Regions from separate parts of the Homo sapiens genome. Here all the other regions are linked to region 1. The links are chromatin contacts, found by Hi-C in ENCODE. All regions are on one chromosome and are shown on one strand. The core of a region is the stretch at or near the end of the contact, and the rest is flanking DNA. Distances in the headings are between cores, read along the strand shown. Region 1 holds the start of LINC02873 (long intergenic non-protein coding RNA 2873). Region 2 overlaps SNX19 (sorting nexin 19). Region 3 overlaps LOC105369574 (a long non-coding RNA gene).

Region 1 (3,493 bases), core at 494-2,993:
TAGATGACAGATGTTCATTGAATGACTGAAGGACCTTAGTTCTGGGATTGCTGCAGAACTGATCAGCAACAAAGCAGCATATAAATTCAGGAAAGTGCTCACGTCCTTTTTAGAACAGTATCTCCATCCTGTAAAATATATTTCAGTGGATTTTTATTTTGGCTCAGTGCTAATAATCTAGGAAGCTGTTTTTACTGCCTACAGGAGAAGAGAGTTAGTGGTATTTTATATAACTTACTCTGTCTCCCCTTCACCTCCATTTGCCATCTGCCAAAATCTTTGGCCCTCAGAGTGGGAAAAATACACTCTACCAGCCAACTGAGATCTACCAAGTGCATCATGGCCAAGTAAATATTGAACTCCCTGCTCCTGACGTTTTTGTGAGAATTGGTTTATATAAGGGGCAGAGCTGTGGAGTGAGGAGGGATGGGTTTGAAGTGCAATTAGACTAGCATCCCTTCCTATTTAACAGTCTTTCTGTACCCCATGAAAGTAAACTCACCAAACTTCTAGGTGGGAACCACTTTCCATGTCTCTGCTATCTATGGGAACTTTACTTATTTGTTTAATAAATATTTTTGGGCACCTAATATGTGTCAGACACTGGCTTAAATACTGGTCAATATGCATATGTTCACGTGATTTGCCAAAAAATCAGTTTCATTTATACGGTTCTTGGCCCCACCTTGAGCTCCATGCTGGGCTGAATCCTCCCTGTCATCCAGTTTATGGCTCCCACAATTTGAGAAAAGGTTGGGAGGTGATTCAGAGACAAAGAAGTGGTTAAAAGGCTGGCTGTGTCTGTTGAGGAATTACAGAGAACACCCACTGGGGCTGTCTTCTGAGGGAGAATCAGCATGAGGTGCATGTCTCATCTAGAAAAAGGGTCTCATACAGATTTTCAGAGCTTGGTTCTCCAAGTCCACGCGGCATAGAGAAGTGTCAGGCGTGAGGGAAACAGGTGAGACGTGGCAGAGCACTTCCTGACATACCTGCTGTCTCCCACCGAGTGAGGGGTGGTTCCCGGACCCACCCTGTGACCGGGCACTGGCTGCCTTGCCATGTGTGTGCTGGCACCTTGGGCTTCAGGGCCTGGGGAATTGTCATGGCAAATCCCTACCTGATAAAACTGCTGGGGGGAAAACAGGCTTTGATGCACATTCCCAGGACTCACTGCTGAGGATTGTGATTTTTTCCTGTGAGCTGTTGGCAGAAGCAGGCTCTATGACTAACCTCAGAAGGGCAAGGGAGCTTTCTGTTAACTGATCGCCTGCAGAGGATCAGAGAGGAATTCCTGCTGGACTCCCTGCTCTGGTCCACCCTGGCCTCGTTTTCCATCTCTGGATCCTTCCAGCCGTGCAAACATACACAGTGTTGCCATGGCGACTCTGGGACAGACACATGCATGAGAGAAAAGCGTGAGGCAAAATCTCTCCTCTGATGATTTGCTGGGAGGGAAGGAGGCCTTGAACAGGTTTCAAAAGCACCTTGTTTCACCCCCTGATTTTCACATGAGAGCGGCTACCCCAGCCATAAACACAGTGGCCTCTTTTCTTCTGCTTTGCTTGCTGAGGCGACTGCAGCTCTGGGAGACCTGAAGAGGCTCCAGGATGAAAGAGCCTCCCACCCTTAAACCCACCCATAGAATGGGTTGCCAGTCATCAGGTGGGGACACCATTGGATGGTGGATGATCAGGGCTGTCCCTGGTTATTAAACTCATTATGCTTTCACCAGGACCCCTCACTTGTCCTTGTGAGTTTCTGACATGGTCCTCCTCTGTCTCTTCCTCGCCAGCTTGGCTGCCACCCCTCGGGCTGGGGTCACTGGGGCATGGCCCACCAGCGGCCTCTCCATTCTGGCCCAGCTCCAGCCGTCCTGTGAGCTCAGGTGGACTCAGCTTTCCAGGTCATCTTGGAGGGATCTGGTCATGACCACATCACTCTGGAGTCTGGCTTATTTCCAGCATTTTTCCCAGGTGAAATCAGGCTTAAATGAATATTATGCAGTGACAGGAAAAACAGCTGCTGCCTGAAGAACACACACAGCAGAAGAGAAATGATGGTGGCGATGGAGGTGGGGTAGATGTTCAGTGGGAGGCCCTGGAGGCGGGGGTGGGGTTGGGGGAACAAGGGTAGGGTTTGTCAGCCCCCACCATGCTGGGTGTGTCCCAAATGCCTGTTCTGACTACTTGGTAATGTTTTTTGGGTGCTGTGCTGAGAAAGCCTGCGAGGCTGCATGAGGTTCCGCAGTAGAGAGCCCTGGTGCTCCATGACCAATGCCTGTGACTGGTGCAGCAAGAGGGACGTTCCTCTGCTGAAATGAATGAGTGCATCTTCCCTGAAGGTGGGTGTGGAGAAAGTCCATCACCAGGGTCCTGTTTGGAGGAGAAGCAGCAGATCTGAATGAATCAACTTTCATCAAGTCACCCCATGGTTCTAGGAGAGCCAGTCCACTTTGTCATCAAGCTCCAAATTCCCTGGCTGGCACTTTCGGCCTCTGCTTTGACCTGGCTCAGAGAAATTTCAGCTCCTGTTCTCAGCATGCCCCTCCTGCTGTGGTAGGGCATGTTGCCTTCTTGGTCCTTGAAGGTAGCACCCAACACCTGTTTCCATGCTCTAGTCCAAGGCCTGCTCTCCTTCCTCTGGCTTCCTGACATCCCTTGCATTGAAGGCCAAGTTCAGGACCATGTCCTCCACACACCTTGTGGACAGCTCCACCCGTGGTGGTCTCTCCTCTTCTGCCCTTTTCTCTGTAGTCTGTGCATTCCAGATCAGCACATGAGCTCTCTCCCCTGGCCTCCTTTGTGTTAGGCACAGATGGGAATCCAGGGCAGAGATGATGTTCTGCCCTTACTACCTTGCAGCAGACAGGATCAGACTTGTGGGACCTGCTTGGTTACCTACCACCTGCTGAGATTCTATTTTCTTTTATAATTTTATATTGTACATGTAGCACACTCTTGGTTGCTTACCCAGTGTGCGTTCCTCTTCTCTGCCTTGGTCACAGAACCCAATTTTATTTCAGTTAGTGTGATGCCCCGTTAAAAGGTATCCTTTCCATTTTATTATAAAGCTAAGAGTTAACATTGAAATGTGAGCAAACATGGACAGAGATGGATGTGTTACACATGTTTTCTCCCAATGTGTAGCTTGTCTTATTTTCTTAACAATGTTTTCCAAAGACTAAAAGCCTTTCATTTTGATGAAGTCCAATTTATCGCTTTTCTCTTTTCTAAGTCATGTTTTCTGTGTCATATCTAAGAAGACTCTGTCTGACCCATAGTCACAAAGATTTTCTTCTAGGGTTTTTGTAGTTTTAGCACTTAGTTGTAGGCCTATGATCCATTTTAAGTTAATGTTTAGATATGGTGTGTGGTAAGCATCAAGGTTCAATTCTTTTTCTTAATGTATTATTGTTATTATTTTTGAGACAGAGTATGGCTTTATTGCCCAGGCTGGAGTGCAGTGGTGCAATCACAGCTCACCGCAGCCT
Region 2 (3,493 bases), core at 709-3,208, 220 kb after region 1:
CCTTTGGCATGGCCTAATGGAAGAGGCCTGGGACAAGCAGTACTCCTTCCCAGGGAGCCACAGTACAATCTGAGCAAAGCCATCAATGAGAAAAATTAATTTCAGCACCTCTAAAAACAGCCCAAGCCAATGACTGGAGAGCCAGAAAATAAGCGAGAATTCTGAAGACTGAGCTTGAGTTAATTTTGTATGTGGGGGTCTTGCAAAAGTATGCGTATTTCTAGAAAAGCTGTGCATAGGAAGAGATGGGGTATAAGACATAGCCAGGCATCAGAGCTGAACTGGAAGAAAAAGTTACACAGCAAAGGAAAAAACTGTAATCTATGCTTCCTGAGAAACTCTGAGTCTTAACGTTGATAATCTTTTCCTGATTGTGAATAGCATATAAATAGAGATAGCTAAGAGACAATCTCTGGCTCAGAAGTGCTTTAAAAATAAAATCAGAATATGCAGACAAAAATAATTTATATGCTACCATCAGATGCGTGTGTCCCTGAGACCAGCTGGATGGAAAGCAAGAGAGGCTAGATGGGAATACGGCAAGGGAACTTTCAGGTGAACCCAGTTCTAGTGGCCACTGCTTTGTGGGAAAGCTTGCATGGAGGGGAAGCATGGCAGAGCAGTGGGAAACACATGAGCTCTGAGGCCAGGATGACTTAAGTGGAATCTTAAGGTGTGGTTGTTACGACTTTTATGATTTTGGGAACGTTATTTTATCTGAATGTAATTTTCTTCACTTATGAAATGTAGAACTACATGTCTATCTCATAGAATTGAACATTAATATAAACAGTACATAGCTGCTTTCCTGGTATTAATATTGTAATAAGCGTCAGTTCCTTTCCCATTGCAATTACTCGTGCACTTTTGGTGGCAGACCTGGAGGTTCTCTTAAGAAATAACCAATGTCACAAAGAACTGTTATCCACCTGCTAGTTAGACATGCCCACCAAGAAAGAGGCCCTTGAAGTAGAGTTCCACAGAAAGCGCCTTGATTCTGGAGCGTTCTAAGAGAACAGTGGAAGCAAGAGGGTTCATGGTCAACCTTTCCCAACTGTCCTTAGGGGAGGTGGACGTTGCGCCTTGCAGCACAGCACTCTCCAGTGCTCCCAGACTCTGCCGCAGCTCTCCTGACCTTTCCTAGGAGATGGTTTAGAGAGAGACATCTTCTCTAAGAAAGTGATTCCAAGGTCTGGTGTAAGGTCTAGAGCTTGCCATCAAGTTTCTCCTGGGTGCCCTGCTTGTTGGACTCCTTAAACCTGCACACCCTTTCTTTTCTTCTTCCTCTCTGGATACTTCCTAACTTTACACACTTCACGCTCCCCTCTGCCAGAACCTTTCCCCCTGGCTTTCTGCCAAGCCATTCCATTCCCACATGCCCCCAACACTCACACACACACACTCTGTCTCTATCTTACACACACACACACAGACACACACACACACACTCCCTTTTTAACTGAGAAATCCTGACGCAGATGCCAGGAATGTGTCTGCTGCCCTTTTGACACAGGTCTGATGCCATCGTTGGGGCCATGGGGAGGGCAGCGCCGCGGACGTGGCATTCACGCATTCTGCTGCTGGCATGGTTCCTATTTTTATCGTGGCATTGCTCTGGGTGTCCAGGCAGGGCGCCGGTCCAGCTTCTCATTCCTTCACTTTCCATCAGGACTCCACACCAATCCTACCCCTTACCTTGGCTGGATCTTCCTGCCCCAAACCCCCTACCATCAATGCAGCACAGTGTATCTCTCCTCTTTCCCTCCAACCCAGTCTAACTCTGAGTACTTGCCCAGTTTGCTAAATCTGATTCTGATGTTTGCAGAGATATTTTCAAGTTTCTTCTGTTTTCGGGCATGAGCAGAGTTTGCACAAGCCGGATTTGCTCCTTGGCTCAGAGTGCTACCCGCTCTCCCCTTCCCCTCCCTTTGTCTCTCATTCCAAATAAGGAGTGCTTCTTGTTACATAATTGGATGTTCCCAGCACAGAAGCTGACACATGAGGTTAGGCGCACATGCATGCAAGACTTCCCTTTGACTTAACAATGCCTTTTTTGGGCATCTAACTTCTCTTCAGCTCCCCTCCCACTTCTCTCCACATCATCAACAATCAACGGAGATTTATAAGCCTGGCTCAGATCAGAGCTCTTCCAACTTTGGCTTAGAAGGAGGGGTTATGAGGTCGAACTTACTCTGTTTTTTTTTTTTCCTTTGCAGGATAGAGAGTGTGCTTATAATTTGACAGAAGTCTATGGCGTCCAAGGCAGTAATGTACACAGGTCTTTTAAAGTTGCAAGATGGGTATACAAAGTTGGAAGCAGAGGAATAAACTTGCCTGCTTGGGGATAATAATACTGGAGGTTGGAACATGAGGACATTTTAAGGAGGAGATGCACTCAAATCTGGTGACTACAGCATCCCTGATGGTCAAACTGCAGTGAGTTCTAAATAACTAGAGAAGTGGCAGTACCACGTGTGGCACCAACACCAACTATCCTGCTCTTTTAAGCACGGAACTTAAAGGAAGAGAACCCAAGTACCCTGCAAAAGCATATGGCTCAGCTACCCGTGGTTTCAGGGAGGACAAACATGTAGCCTCCTAGGCAGCAGTCATGGGGATGGGAGGCAACGGGACCTCATATCATGCCTCTTGTGGGAGATGCAGGGGGTACAGTGGAGAGGTGCTGCAGCTCTGGAGATGTCAAGTTTCCAGCATATTGGCTTACCAAAGCAAATAAAGCTGAAGCATGCAGCAATGCATACACCACTTTTTAAAATTAAAACCTGCAACTGTCCCAGGGATAGTAACATGGGCTGTCTTTAGACTGCAGCACTGCCCTTAGGTTAGCTGCAAGTGTGTAGATACGGAGATGCAGTTTGGATTCTACAAACTGCCTGATAATCTCCAGTACTTGGAGACAGAGATTTTTGGGTTGGCTTTTATCCTGCTGAATTGCAGGGCAAAGATCTGATCCTGAAATTTAGACAATCATCACAGCTATAAATCAGAAAAACCTGGGTTCAAATTCTGCTTGTGATATTTATTAACCCTGTGATTTTGACTAGATAACCCACATTCTTTGTAAACCTTAGTTTCCTTGTCTTTAAAATGAGGGTCATAGTACCGCTTTCGCAGGACTTGGAGGAATTAAATGGTATTAAGTTGGTGCAAAAGTAACTGTGGCTTTTGAACAGCATGTGCATACAGTGTTCAGTACAGTATTTGCACTAAGTCAACTCTCGATAAACATTTGCTGGACAGCAAATGTGCTGATGCTGACGAGATTATCAACGTTTACACTCTGAATGCTAAAATGTGTTAGCTCCATGTCTATAATGCACAGGGTGCTTCCAGGTATGAGACCATGGGCCACCAGTGCCAGATCTTTGGAAGCTCTAGTGGAAGAACCGGTTCTTTCTTTAGATATCATGACTTCTAGCTTCCTATCTTAAGGAGGCTTCAGGAAAACTGTGAAACCAGCTATAAGGTACTT
Region 3 (3,493 bases), core at 497-2,996, 150 kb before region 1:
TTTATAATTGACATACAAAAACTGCACCTATTTAATGTATCCAATTTGATGAGTTTGAACATATGCATGCCCCTTTGACACCATTACCACAACCAAGGTAATAGACACAGCTATCATCTCAAAAGTTCACTTGTGTCCCCCCATTCCTTTTTTTAAGGGAAAGAACACTTAACAGGAGACATACCCTCTTAATAAAATTTTAAGTGCATGATACAGTATTGTTGACTGTGCAATGCTGTCCAGCAGATCTCTAGAACTAATTCACTTGTATGACTGTAACTTTATACCCATTGGGCAACGGATCCCCATTTCCCTTCCCTTCGGCCCCCGGCAACCACCTTTTTATTCTTTGCTTCTATGAGCCTATTTTAGATACCTCATCCAAGTGGAATCATGCAGTATTTGTCCTTCTGTGCCTGGCTCATTTCACTTAGCATAATGTCTTCCAGGTTCATCCATGTTGTCGAAAATGGCAGGGTTTCCTTCTTTTCTCAGGCTGAAAAATTCTATTGTGTGTGTGTACCACATTTTCTTTATCCATTCATCTCTTGATGGACATTTGGGTCGTTTCCATAACTTGACTCTTCTTAACCTTGTTGCAGTGAACACGGGAGTGCAGATATCTTTTGAAGATCCTGTTTTCAATTCTTTTGGGTATATACTCGGTAGTAGGGTTGCAAATTAAAAATGGAGCTCTCACAGACCATTATTTTCTTGATCCTTTGGTGCATTTACTTTGGGTTGCCTAGGAACTCCTCCGTCTGTGGATTTACCTTGTAGAGTCAGAGGGGATGATTGGGGAACCTGCATGGCGATGTGGGTTTTGAGCCTCTTTGGAATTCAAACAATACTGATTTACCAGAACAAGAAAATTTGGCTTTGGCCCCAATACAGGCTGAGAAAGTTCATCTTTTTAAAAGGGGCCAGTTCTTGATTAGTTAGGGTACTGGAATGGTCCAGGGAGGGATAACTCAGGCCATTTGCTTTGCCTCCTTCCCTTTCTTTCTGTCTGATCTTTGGCCAGTTCATGGCTTTCTAATCCTGCCACTGGGGGATGAAGGAAGATTAAACTTGTGCCGTTGCCTTTGCATGTTATGAGCTCTCCAGAAAAAGTTTGCATGGGAATGGCCGAAGATGTGGTAAGTTAAAGCAAAATCAATACACAGTTTACTATCCATGTCTTTCTGCTACCCTGCAAATTTTCTTCCTCTCCATGTAATCTCTTTATTGCAGCCTAGGAACTTTGTCAAGGGCTCCATGACCAGGGTCTTTAGGAAACTCCAAAGACCTGAGATTTCACCAGCAGAAATGACAGCTGTTCCAAAAACAGAAAGGAGGTAATTTCTTGTGTTTCAAATTTCTCCAAAGGTGAGAGTTAAGACTCACTCTCAAGATCTTTATGTCACATAGGTAATGAGAGGAAGGGGTAGCATTTTAACAGATCACATTCCCAAGGCCAATCCAACGGGAGGGCTGGAATTTGGGGAGGCTGCAGGGAGCAGGACTTTGGTGCCGCAATCACTGGTTACCCTGTAATAGTATCTCAGGAGACTTTCCTGGTTACTGAGGACCAGAACTGTAGCTGATTTTCAGCCCAATACTTGGTGGGTTCTGTGGAGTCCAGCATTCAAAGCCCTACCATCGAGTGTGACTTCAGTGTCACAGGCAGATGGTGTCACCAAGGCATAATGACTCCTGACCTGTGGCTCTGCTCTTCCTCCTTTCTCTTCCTCTCTCCCCTTCCCTGGGGGCCTGTGGTCCAGAGCTGCATTCCTTTGTTATCACACTTCCTTCCACAGACTGCACACGCCTGTTCAGGACACCAAGCTGTGTGAAAGCACTCCAGGCTGGTGGGAATACCGCTCCCAGAAAGAATCTGACTTGTTTCAGAAGCTTATCTTCTGGCACTTGCTCTTCCAAAGAAAAAGGCTGCAGCAGGAGGATAAAAGAGGCAATCCAGGAGTGTGTGAGATGGAGCCAGTTACATGCATCTCAGCCCAGGGAGGGAGTGAGGAGGGAATGAATGCGGCCTAAGTCCCTCACCTGCAATGTGTAGGAGGTAAATGAACCTGCTCACCCTCCCTCTCACCCAGCCACATTCAGGGTCATTTGCTGTAGCTCAGGTGGCTGCGGCTAGGGTGGGGTTGCCAGGTGGAATAATGGTCATGCACAGCTGCCCCTCCACAGGGGCTGAGCCCAGGGTGGCTTCACTGGAAGAGGGTGTGGGACAAGCTGGGTATCCTGGCTGACATCTCTGCTAGCTGTCGGAAAGTTGAGTGAGGGATGGGGTAGCTGTATCTGTGTGTGTATATGTGAGAGAGTGTGTGTTTGCTGGGTCCTCGTATGTGTTTGTTTCAGATGGATGTGTGTGGGTTTGAGGCCAGGGGAATGGTGAGTCAGGGCAGCCCTGGGGGCAGGGAGGGGTGGGTGTGAGCAGGGCGAGTGAAGTGGCTGCAGCAGGAACAGGGGAGGCATGCGGAACATGGGTGGCATGAGAGCTGACGCTACGACTGAATGGATTTTGAAAGGTCTTTGTCTGCCTCAATTAAAAGGATAGATCCTTTTTTTCTTTAAGGCTGAATAAATAATTTTTTCCCTTTTCTTCTTTGGTTCTTTTCATATAACAATTTGTCAAACTCCGTCAAAAACAAACACAAACAGAAAAACCCAAAAGTCTTCTTGAATGGGTTCAAGGTGCAGGAGGCACAGCTGAGCTGTGGGGAGCAGCGGTGCAGGAGCGGGGTGCTCGGTGGACTCTGGACCTGCTCTTGGGGCTGCTGGCCCCCTTCTTGCCCGTGTGGCCAGGGCAGCCCTTTGGAAAAGCTGTGCTGTAGCTTCATCTTTTGTTTTGGCTTTTATTGGCATATTCTTTTGTTCTCTTTAACTGCATCCAATCAAATTGGCACATCTGAGGTTCGGGAAGATGGTTTGGAGCCATTCCATTACTCTGCCTATCGAATTCTGGGATTTCTGCTTCCTGCCCTGTCCTGTCTTCTGTCCCCAGCTCACCCGGCCCCTACTGATGTCATGCTTTATCAGCTTTCCACTGTGCATGTAACTCTGCCTGGCATTTGGTATTGGGGTGGGTGTGGTGCTTTGAGAGAGGCACAGCAGAACCACTGAGAGAAAGGACGGTGTTTTTCCGTTTAGACCCTCATTCATCCCCTCCTTTCTCTATTTTGCAGGTGCAGAACATTGAGTTATGGGGGTCCAGGGTAAACTTGGCTACCTTGGTAAACATGGCTACAAGGTAAACATGGCTGCTTTAACGAACCAGGAATCAGTGTGGCTTTCTGATTCCTCATTTGGTTCTTGGAACACTTATTTCCTTTTCTTACCCAATTTTAGCTACTCAGGGACAGTAGAATCATAAAATTTTACAGTTGGAGGGATGCTTAAAGAACATTAGCATACAGGGGTCTTCAAACAGCGATGTGGAGAAACCCCTCAGAAGTCACCCACTCCACCTCTCAGAGCAGCGCCGTGCTTACTG

The links. Hi-C counts contacts between places; a loop is a spot of excess contacts on that map. Pooled maps may share reads with other maps.
Region 2: a loop to region 1 is called in a map of prostate gland, with 2.5 times the contacts of the local background. The contact joins the enhancer-like site here to the promoter of LINC02873 in region 1. A Hi-C loop is called at or near these places in 3 of 168 maps with a recorded cell type or tissue (aorta, prostate gland and sigmoid colon) and 5 of 50 pooled maps.
Region 3: a loop to region 1 is called in a map of heart right ventricle, with 2.7 times the contacts of the local background. The contact joins the enhancer-like site here to the promoter of LINC02873 in region 1. A Hi-C loop is called at or near these places in 9 of 168 maps with a recorded cell type or tissue (Right ventricle myocardium inferior, ascending aorta, gastrocnemius medialis and 4 more) and 12 of 50 pooled maps.

Annotation. Positions count from the first base shown.
Region 1 is chr11:130,671,213-130,674,705 of GRCh38, forward strand. LINC02873 (long intergenic non-protein coding RNA 2873) reads left to right here and starts at 1,744. Exons shown (of 3, transcript NR_164144.1): 1 at 1,744-1,976.
Region 2 is chr11:130,895,958-130,899,450 of GRCh38, forward strand. The region is part of intron 8 of SNX19 (sorting nexin 19); the gene reads right to left. Among named protein-coding and RNA genes, the nearest start is that of SNX19, 19 kb to the right of the region's middle. Within about 2 kb of position 1,959, at least 25 of the 41 ENCODE cell types and tissues checked have a DNase peak (open chromatin) inside an H3K27ac peak, as active enhancers do; they include prostate gland and sigmoid colon, where a contact is called at or near this core.
Region 3 is chr11:130,526,050-130,529,542 of GRCh38, forward strand. LOC105369574 (a long non-coding RNA gene) reads left to right here. Exons shown (of 5, transcript XR_007062953.1): 2 at 3,186-3,250. Among named protein-coding and RNA genes, the nearest start is that of ADAMTS15, 79 kb to the left of the region's middle. Within about 2 kb of position 1,747, at least 6 of the 41 ENCODE cell types and tissues checked have a DNase peak (open chromatin) inside an H3K27ac peak, as active enhancers do; they include heart left ventricle and heart right ventricle, where a contact is called at or near this core.